2 separate regions of the Homo sapiens genome follow, and region 2 is linked to region 1. A link is an interaction called in ENCODE POLR2A ChIA-PET data of the cell type or tissue named here. Cell type or tissue: OCI-LY7. All regions are shown on one strand. Links, peaks and the distances in the headings refer to the core of each region. The heading gives the core; the rest is flanking DNA.

Region 1 (4,398 bases), core at 204-4,203:
ATACTTGTGGTTTTTTTGTTGTTAAGTACATTTTAAACATCATCTTTAGAGATATAACCATTTTTTTCTACATCTGTTTCCTTGGGTAAAAGGTAGTGAGAGACTTTAGTATTGTAGTTCAATTGAACAAACATTAATTAAACACCGTTCATATGCCTGGGCTATGTTTTGGTGAGGATTGTAAAAGAAGTAATGGGCACATTCTCCTGCTGCAAGCATTCAAGCACTTGAATTCCAGATGGGAAATAATATATATGCATGAAATAACTTGAGAAAAATTCTAAAACAATAAATAAGCAAATTCGAGACAGTGTCTACTAAATACCAAATAAGTTACAGTGCTTTAAAATAAGCTCTAAAATTATCGTGCTCTAAAAAATGGGTCTCTGAAAATGTTTCAGTGTGGATTCTGTATTAACCATTGCCTTCGGCTGGGCGTGGTGGCTCACGCCTGTAATCCCAGCACTTTGGGAGGCTGAGGTGGGCGGATCATGAGGTAGGAGATCGAGACCATCCTGGCTAACACGGTGAAACCCCGTCTCTACTAAACATACAAAAAATTAGCTGGGTGTGGTGGCACGTGCCTGTAGTCCCAGCTACTCGGGAGGCTGAGGCAGGAGAATTGCTTGAACCCGGGAGGCGGAGGTTGCAGTGAGCCAATATCGTGCCACTGCACTCCAGCCTAGGCAACAGAGAGACTCCGTTTCAAAAAAAAAAAAACTATTGCCTCAAATTATAATTGGCCTCTTCTAAGGCTAAATAGTATTATTACAATTTCTGTTCCTCCTTCTCCTCCTAACTTATCAAACTCTTCAACCCCAGCTCAAATTCCATCTTGCTTATGGAATCTGCCCTACATACCACAAGCAGCACAGAATCTGGAGCCAGTCTGCCTAGGTTGAGTCCTAATTCTGAGAACTGTTTGACTTTGGATGAGTTGCTTTACCTATTAGTGCTTCAAATTGCTTGTCTGTAAAATGCTAGTGCTAATAATAACTACCTAATAGGACTGTTGTGAGGAATTGTTACTATATGCATGGCAAAGCGTAAGCACTATATAAATGTGTCTTGTTATTCTCATACTCTGGTATTACGGTCACTTCTCACAATAGACTTAAACATAAACATTTCTATAAAGTGATTTATTTGAGCTTAAATATTTTTTGGAATTTTATATTTTGTATATTCTGCTCTATAATAGCTGTTTGTGTTAACATAAAATTAGCATCTCTCTTCCATCCTCACCTTTAGAAGTGAATTGATGTTACCAGAGAGTGTCCATTTATCATCCTGTGACTTTGCAGATCCCTGGTCAGCTTTTTCTCTTTCCTGTTTCTGTTAAGTATGTATTCATTCTGCCTTGTTGCCCATTAGGTTCTGCATGTGTGCTTTTCACTACCTTATTATAAGCTCTTCCTCCCAAGGAGCAATGCTGTTTCAGTGATGACAACAAATGTGATTATTGAACTCTTAGTGCTATGCATCTTGCTATCACTAGAAAATTCATGATTCACAAATAGCCAGTAGCTGGGCTAGGTGGCTCACACCTGTAATCCCAACACTTTGGGAGGCCAAAACAGGAGGATCACTTGAGCCCAGGAGTTCAAGACCAGCCCAGGAAACATGGTAAAACTCCATCTCTTCTAAAAATGCAAAAATGGTGGGCACCTGTAATTCCAGCTACTTGGGAGGCTGAGGCAGGAGAATCACTAGAACCTGGGAGGCGGAGGTTGCAGTGAGCCAAGATTGCCCCACTGCACTCCAGCCTGGGCGACAGAGTGAGACTCTGTCTCAAATAAATAAAAATAAAAATCACACAGAGTCCTCAGCAGAGTAAATAAAACAAAATTTCTAGCGGTTGACATCTGGAGACTATTTACAAGGATGTTCTTAATTTATCTTTATGGATGACTTTAGCAGTTTCCCATAAATTGTCTCATTTTATTCTTACAGCAAAGAAACAAAGGCTTATAGAGTTGAACTAATTTGACTAAGATTTCACAGCTGGCGAGTATCAGAAAACTGTATTTGCACTGAGAAGGGAATGACTCCAAAATTAGAGCTTCCTTTCTTACTGCTCTGTCTTATCTCTAGTCTTAGTTCTTGTTTTGAAAGGGAACTTCTGGTACTTACGAATGACGGGGCTTATCTTCTTGAAAGTGGTAATAAACTGTACTAAATTTCTAAGGTTAAAAAATTAAGATGTAACATTACCAGTTTTCTCTTTTATTGATGGTTTCCTTAGATTTTTTTTAAATAAATAATCTCTTGTACCTTTTTTTGAGAACTGTATGTAGATTTCATTCTGGACATATAAATATTAAGGGTTAGGTAGCATTTAAAGTATTTGTGGTCAGAAATTAAATGAATGCATGAAATACTGTACTCTTTTGAGTAAATTCTAAAAATAATCCCTAATCATTTCATTACAGACAGTTGGACATTATTTTGCCATTTACCAATATACTTTTTTTTTAATATACCTTAAAGACCAGAGAGAAAGGTAAGAACAGTTATGAAATTGCACTTCTCTGATTAGAAGACTTATTCAGGAGGACTGGAAGCAGAATTTTCAGACGTTTCTTTCTAAATGGATTCTATTAACTTCCACAGTACTTTGTTCATAGCAGACCTTCAAATATTTGGTTGGCTTCATGCAAAAAGGAGGTATCTCTTTACTCCCTTCTGTATTGCTGATGCTAATTGAATTATCTTTTAAAGATTCAGCATATTTTACGGGGATTTAATTTTGAGAACATTGGTGTCTTTCTGAAGGTTTCTTTTTTTTTCTTTTTTTTTGAGACAGTCTCACTCTGTTGCCCAGGCTAGAGTGCAGTATCATGATCTTAGCTCACTGCAACCTCTGCCCCCAGGGTTCAAGCGATTGCCCCGCCTCAGCTTCCTGAGTAACTGGGATTACAGGCGCGCGCCACCACACCCGGCTAATTTTTGTATTTTCAGTAGACGGGATTTCACCATGTTGGCCAGGCTGGTCTTGAGCTCCTGACCTCAAGTGATCCCCCCACCTTGGCTTCCCAAAGTGCTGGGATTACAGGCATGCGCCACCACGCCCAGCCTGAAGGTTTCTTTATAGCATGTAAAAAAAATGTAATTCATCGAAATATCCACTCACATCCTGATACTTCCTTGAGTAATAATCTTCTGTCTTTAGTTGCTATTTCTGTCCTGTATTTTCATTGCAATTGTATGCTTTTCTTCTTTAACCATTCCCATACATGGATATGGTAACAGCCACATTGGATGAAACTTCATCAGTGTCTCCATGCTGTATTTTTTCTACCCATACCAATCTTTTTTTTTGAGACGGAGTTTTGCTTTTGTTGCCCAGGCTGGAGTGCAATGGCGCAATCTTGGCTCACTGCAACCTGTCTCCCGGGTTCAAGCAATTCTCCTGCCTCAGCCTCCCGAGTAGCTGGAATTACAGGCATGCGCCTCCACGCCTGGCTGATTTTGTATTTTTAGTAGAGACAGGGTTTCTCCATGTTGGTCAGGCTGGTCCCGAACTCCTGAGCTCGGGTGATCCGCCCACCTTGGCCTCCCAAAGTGCTGGGATTCCAGGCGTGAGCCATCACACCCGGCCCATCCCAATCTTTTAGAAACGTAGTCTGGGTCCTTGTAAAGCACATGGTTGCTTAAAAACATTCCATTACAGCTGCAAACTCCTAATGTGTTCTAGAGGACATTGCATTTTACATTTTCCATTTCTTATAAACTTTTACAAAAGCAATATAAGTAAATAGCTGATAAAGTGTTCTTTGTGGCTTTGAAGAAACGTTAGTAGCTTAGGAGATGCCCTTTACCAGCAGCCCGTTAGTACTTGGTTTATATTATTTTTTATTCATATGTCTGAGCTGGATTCTGTAGGGAGAAATGAAAAATGTTTTATAGGCAAAATTTTATGAGATGTCTGCTAATATCATAGGCAAAAGTATTTTTGCAATATGTATTATATCTAATTAATTTAATGGTATCCAGTATAATATAATATCCTTTAACTGGGGTTTTTTTAAATAGAAGTGTCTTTTCATTACAGCTTAAAAGATGGTTGTAAACTTTCATATAAGTCAAGTACGCAGTTGTTAATAACCTTATATGTATGTACTCCTTATATTTAGCAAGATGAAATTTTTCAGATCCATATGCTAAGAGTTATCAGATTTACTGGCCCTTCACACAAATCAAAAAACGAAGTTAAACACGACTTTGCTGTTGCTGTTTTTCTTTCCTCTGCCTTCTCCCACTGTATTCTATCTCTCACCATCTGTTACTGACAGTTATCAGCATAGAGTGACCTGTACCTGGAGGTGGGTTCATAACTGTCTTTTACCTTCCACATCTACTCAGTCCTGCAAACTGTGAACTCCACCTCCATGCTTT
Region 2 (4,398 bases), core at 219-4,218, 160 kb after region 1:
ATTCCAGTGTTATCCGCCATTCTTAGTAAGAGGTGTGAGGTCTTGGAGTTAGGTAAGAGGGCAGCCCATCTGACCTATTTGTAAAGGTCGATTGTGTCTTTTAAGTGTCCCTTGTTCCTCAAAGGCTGGAAGAAAGAAACGATTTCCTTGTTCCATCTTTTGCTGCCAGGAATGAATAAAGCAGAGGAGTTTGTGCTTCTAATCTACTTCTTCACAAAGGAAAAGATTTGTCATGCTTCTTTGGAAATGGGACTGAATTCTGATGTATTAGCTTTTACATATGAAAATTTGTATTTTAATTCCTTGAGTTTGAATAACAGATAATATGGGAAATCTAATATCATACAGGCTCAGAATATCTGCTCTGTTCAGTATCAAACTTATCCTTTGCAAACTCTCTTCTTCCTGTTGGTTTGTTTTTAATTTTGACCAATAATACCACTGGTTCTTGGCCCCCATGTCCAGCCCAGCTAGTCAGGAAATCCAGTCATTTCCACCTTTTTAGTATTGTATGTCTCATCTTTAGTATATCGTCTGTGCTATAAGTCTTATACCACTATCCTGTTTAAAATTCTTCTGGAAAGCCAAGTAAACTAGAAAGGATAAAGTTGAAACTTGTTAGCATGGCACATGTGGTCCTTCCTGATGTGGCCGTAGCCTGCCTTTTCAGACCCATCTCTTTCTACTTCCTACTCAAGTGAATTTGATTCCTGCTTCAAGCAACAGGAACAGCTCCTTTTTCTTAACCTCTGCATTTACTTTTTCCTGTATCTGGATTTTTCTTTTTCCTGGAAAATTTTTATTTGTTCTTTAGGGTTCAACTCAAGGGAATCACTTGTATGAAACTTTTCCTTTTGTCTTCAGGTAGAGGTAAGCATACATTGCTCTGTAATTCCATCATGCCTTTATTTATTCACACTGTGAGAGATGGTATTGTGCAGGTATCTTCTCAGTTTATCTTTTTGTTTCTGAGACGGAGTCTCACTCTGTCGCCCAGGCTGGAGTGCAGTGGCACGATCTTGGCTCACTGTAATCTCCACCTTCCAGGTTCAAACCATTCTCCTGCCTCAGCCTCCCGAGTAGCTGGGATTACAGGTGTGTGCCACCACGCCCGGCTAATTTTTGTATTTTTAGTCGAGATGGGGTTTCACCATGTTGGCCAGGCTGGTCTTGAACTCCTGACCTCAAGTGATCTACCTGCCTCGGCCTCCCAAAGTTCTGGGATTACAGGTGTGAGCCACTGTGCCTGGCCACTTTCTGAATTTATCTTTAGGCTATTTTATTAACAGTTGATTTCTTGATAACTAGGACTGTTTACTTCCAGGATTAGATGGCATTTTATTCATTTAAACTTGTCAAGCAAGAATAACCTCTTTGTTCTTTTTGTTTCCCTAGTATCGGTTTTATGGAGAACCTGTAATAAAAGCATGTATTGAAAATGGAGCCAGTTGTATCGACATCAGTGGAGAACCTCAGGTATAAAAAATAAAAAGGAAAAACGTAGAATTAACACATAAATTTCGGTTTAATGAAGTGGAAATATTTAGTGTAATTTTGCAGACATATTTAGAAGCCGACAACTCCTTTCTAGCATTCAGATATGGTATTCGTGTGGTATTCCATTGATAGCTCAAAGGAGAGCGCTGATGGTAAGGTCTTAGCTTCAGTTTTCTGAATTTTTTCCCTCCCTACAACATCATTTCTTATAGGTCTGTGCTTATTATAGCTACTTCATGCTTTAAACTGAATCAATTAAAATAGCGGACTGTGCATAATTCTTAGAATCTCAATTCTGTCATGTTTTCATTTTGAATTCCCTTTTAAAAATCAGGTACCTTTAGGCCGGGCACGGTGGCTCACACCTGCACTCCCAGCACTTTGGGAGGCCAAGGCGGGCAGATCATGAGGTCAGGAGATCGAGACCATCCTGGCCAACACGGTGAAACCCCATGTCTACTAAAAATACAAAAAGTGAGCCGGGCATGGTGGCGGGCACCTGTCATCCCAGCTTCTTGGGAGGCTGAGGTGGGAGAATGGGGTGAACCTAGGAGGTGGAGCTTGCAGTGAGCCGAGATCACTCCACTGCACTCCAGCCTGCGCCACAGAGCGAGAGCGAGACTCTGTCTCAAAAAAAAAAAGAAAATTCAGTTACCTTTATAACATTACAGAAAAATAAAGGTAAAATTCACTAGTGTAAAATCAACCTAAACATTTTAAATGTTCACATTTATTGAATGCTTACCATATGCCCAACATTGTGCTAAGTGTTTTATGTAACTTTTTAAAAATATACCTATAGGGTAGTTATCTTCCTCCATTTTTTGTAGATGAGGAAATTAAAGCTTAGGAAGCTTAAGTAACTCACTCAGTAATGCACCTAGTAATGCACCTAGTAATGCACCTAGTAAGTAGAAGAACTAGGTCTTCAATTGAGGTTTGCCTGACCACAGGAAGTTATGTGTTAACAGGCATTAAGCTCTACTACAGCCTTTAAAATGGTAACCTCATGTGTCTCTGTAGTAACTACTGATTATCATCATCAGCATGCCAATATGATATTAATATGCATTTGCAGTTTATCAATTGGTAAAATACTGGAAAATACTGAGACAGTGTAAATTACAAAAATTGATTCAAAAAGGAGGAAACAAATTAAAAAAAAAAAAAAGCCCAGGCGAGGTGGCTCACGCCTGTTACCCCAGCACTTTGGGAGGCTAGGTGGGAGGATGACTTGAGCTGGTGAGTTAACAAATTAGCCAGGAGTTGGTAGCACACACCTGTGGTCCCACCTACTCAGGAGAATGAGACAGGAATATCACTTGAGCCTGGGAGGTCAAGGCTGCAATGAGCTATGATCATGCCACTGCACTCCAGCCTGGGCAACATAGTGAGACCCTGTCTCCAAAAAACAAAAACAAAAAACAATTCCCATGTTATTTTAAATAACCCAGAACATAGAAAATGGTGAAAAGCTTTTAAGTCATCTAGAAACTATCATAAAAGTAGTATCGAACCCCCCCCTTTTTTTTTGATACAGGGTCTCTCTCTCTCACCCAGGCTGGAGTGCAGTGCTACGATCTTGGCTCACTGTAACCTCTGCCACCTGGGTTCAAGCGATTCTCCTGCCTCAACCTCCTGAGTAGCTGGGGGTACAGGTGCACACCACCACACCTGACTAATTTTTGTATTTTTAGTAGTGACAGGGTTTCACCGTGTTGGCCAGCTTGGTCTTGAACTCCTGGCCTCAAGTGATCCACCTGCATCGGCCTCCCAGAATGCTGGGATTACAGGCATGAGCCACCACGCCCAGCCATAATATCAAAACCTAATAAGGAGTTGGGCACGTTGGCTCATACCTGTAATCTCAGCACTCTGGGAAGCCAAAGTGGGTGGATCACTTGAGGCCAGGAGTTTGAGGCCAGCCTGGCCAACATGGCGAAACCCCATCTCTACTAAAAATACAAAAATCAGCCAAGCATGGTGGTGCACGTCTGCAATCCCAGCTACTCAGAAGGCTGAGGCATGAGAATCACTTGAACCCAGGAGTTGGAGGTTGCAGTAAGCCAAGATTGCGCCACTGCACTCCAGCCTGGGCAACAGGGTCGGATCCTGTCTCAAAACAACAACAACAAACCTATTAAAGAACCAGAGGGCTGGGTGCGGTGGCTCACACCTGTAATCCCAGTGCTTTGGGAGGCCGAGGCAGGCGGATCACGAGGTCAAGAGATCGAGACCATCTTGGCCAACATGGTGAAACCCCATCTCTATTAAAAATACAAAAGTTAGCTGGGCGTGGTGGTGCACGCCTGTAGTCCCAGCTACTTGGGAGGCTGAGGCAAGAGAATCGCTTGAACCTGGGAGTCGGAGGTTGCAATGAGCCAAGATCATGCCACTGCACTCCAGCCTGGCGACAGAGTGGGACTCCGTCTCAAAAAAAAAAAACCCAGAGTATTTAAAGAACTTTTACAAGACAATAATAGAAATAAAGACAATTTATTTTAAAAATGGGCAGGGGATGTAATCCTAGCACTTTGGGAGGCCGAGGCACGTGGATCACCTGAGGTCAGGAGTTTGAGACCAGCCTGACCAACATGGAGAAACCCTGTCTCCACTAAAAATAGAAAATTAGCTGGGCGTGGTGGCAGGTGCTGTAAACCCAGCTACTCGGGAAGCTGAGGCAGCAGAATCGCTTGAACCCGCGAGGTGGAGGTTGCAGTGAGCCGAGTCTGCACCATCGCACTCCAGCCCGGGCAACAGTGCGAGACTCCGTCTCAAAACAAAACAAAACCAAAAAGGCAGGGATGAGAAGAGACAAATCTTCTTTGTGGAAGAATTCCAAATGATTTATGTAGCTTCTCCACATTTATGTGCAAGCAGCTGTGTGTGTGACTGAGTGTG

Evidence for each region. ChIA-PET counts read pairs that join two places held together with the same protein. Peaks named below come from ENCODE experiments on the same cell type or tissue, not always from the same donor. Only the 100,000 strongest peaks of a DNase experiment are listed, where the experiment ranks them.
Region 2: POLR2A ChIA-PET joins it to region 1 with 6 read pairs; 6 of 35 experiments call an interaction of 5 or more read pairs at or near these places.

What each region holds. Positions count from the first base shown.
Region 1 is chr1:246,577,962-246,582,359 of GRCh38, forward strand. All of the region lies in intron 1 of CNST (consortin, connexin sorting protein), which reads left to right. Among named protein-coding and RNA genes, the nearest start is that of CNST, 14 kb to the left of the region's middle. In OCI-LY7, for the core only: no CTCF peak of the experiment used is centred there; a DNase peak (open chromatin) is centred at 2,050; H3K4me3 peaks cover 1,549 bases; H3K27ac peaks cover 2,098 bases.
Region 2 is chr1:246,734,580-246,738,977 of GRCh38, forward strand. SCCPDH (saccharopine dehydrogenase (putative)) reads left to right here. Exons shown (of 12, transcript NM_016002.3): 3 at 1,396-1,476. Among named protein-coding and RNA genes, the nearest start is that of SCCPDH, 12 kb to the left of the region's middle. In OCI-LY7, for the core only: no CTCF peak of the experiment used is centred there; no DNase peak of the experiment used is centred there.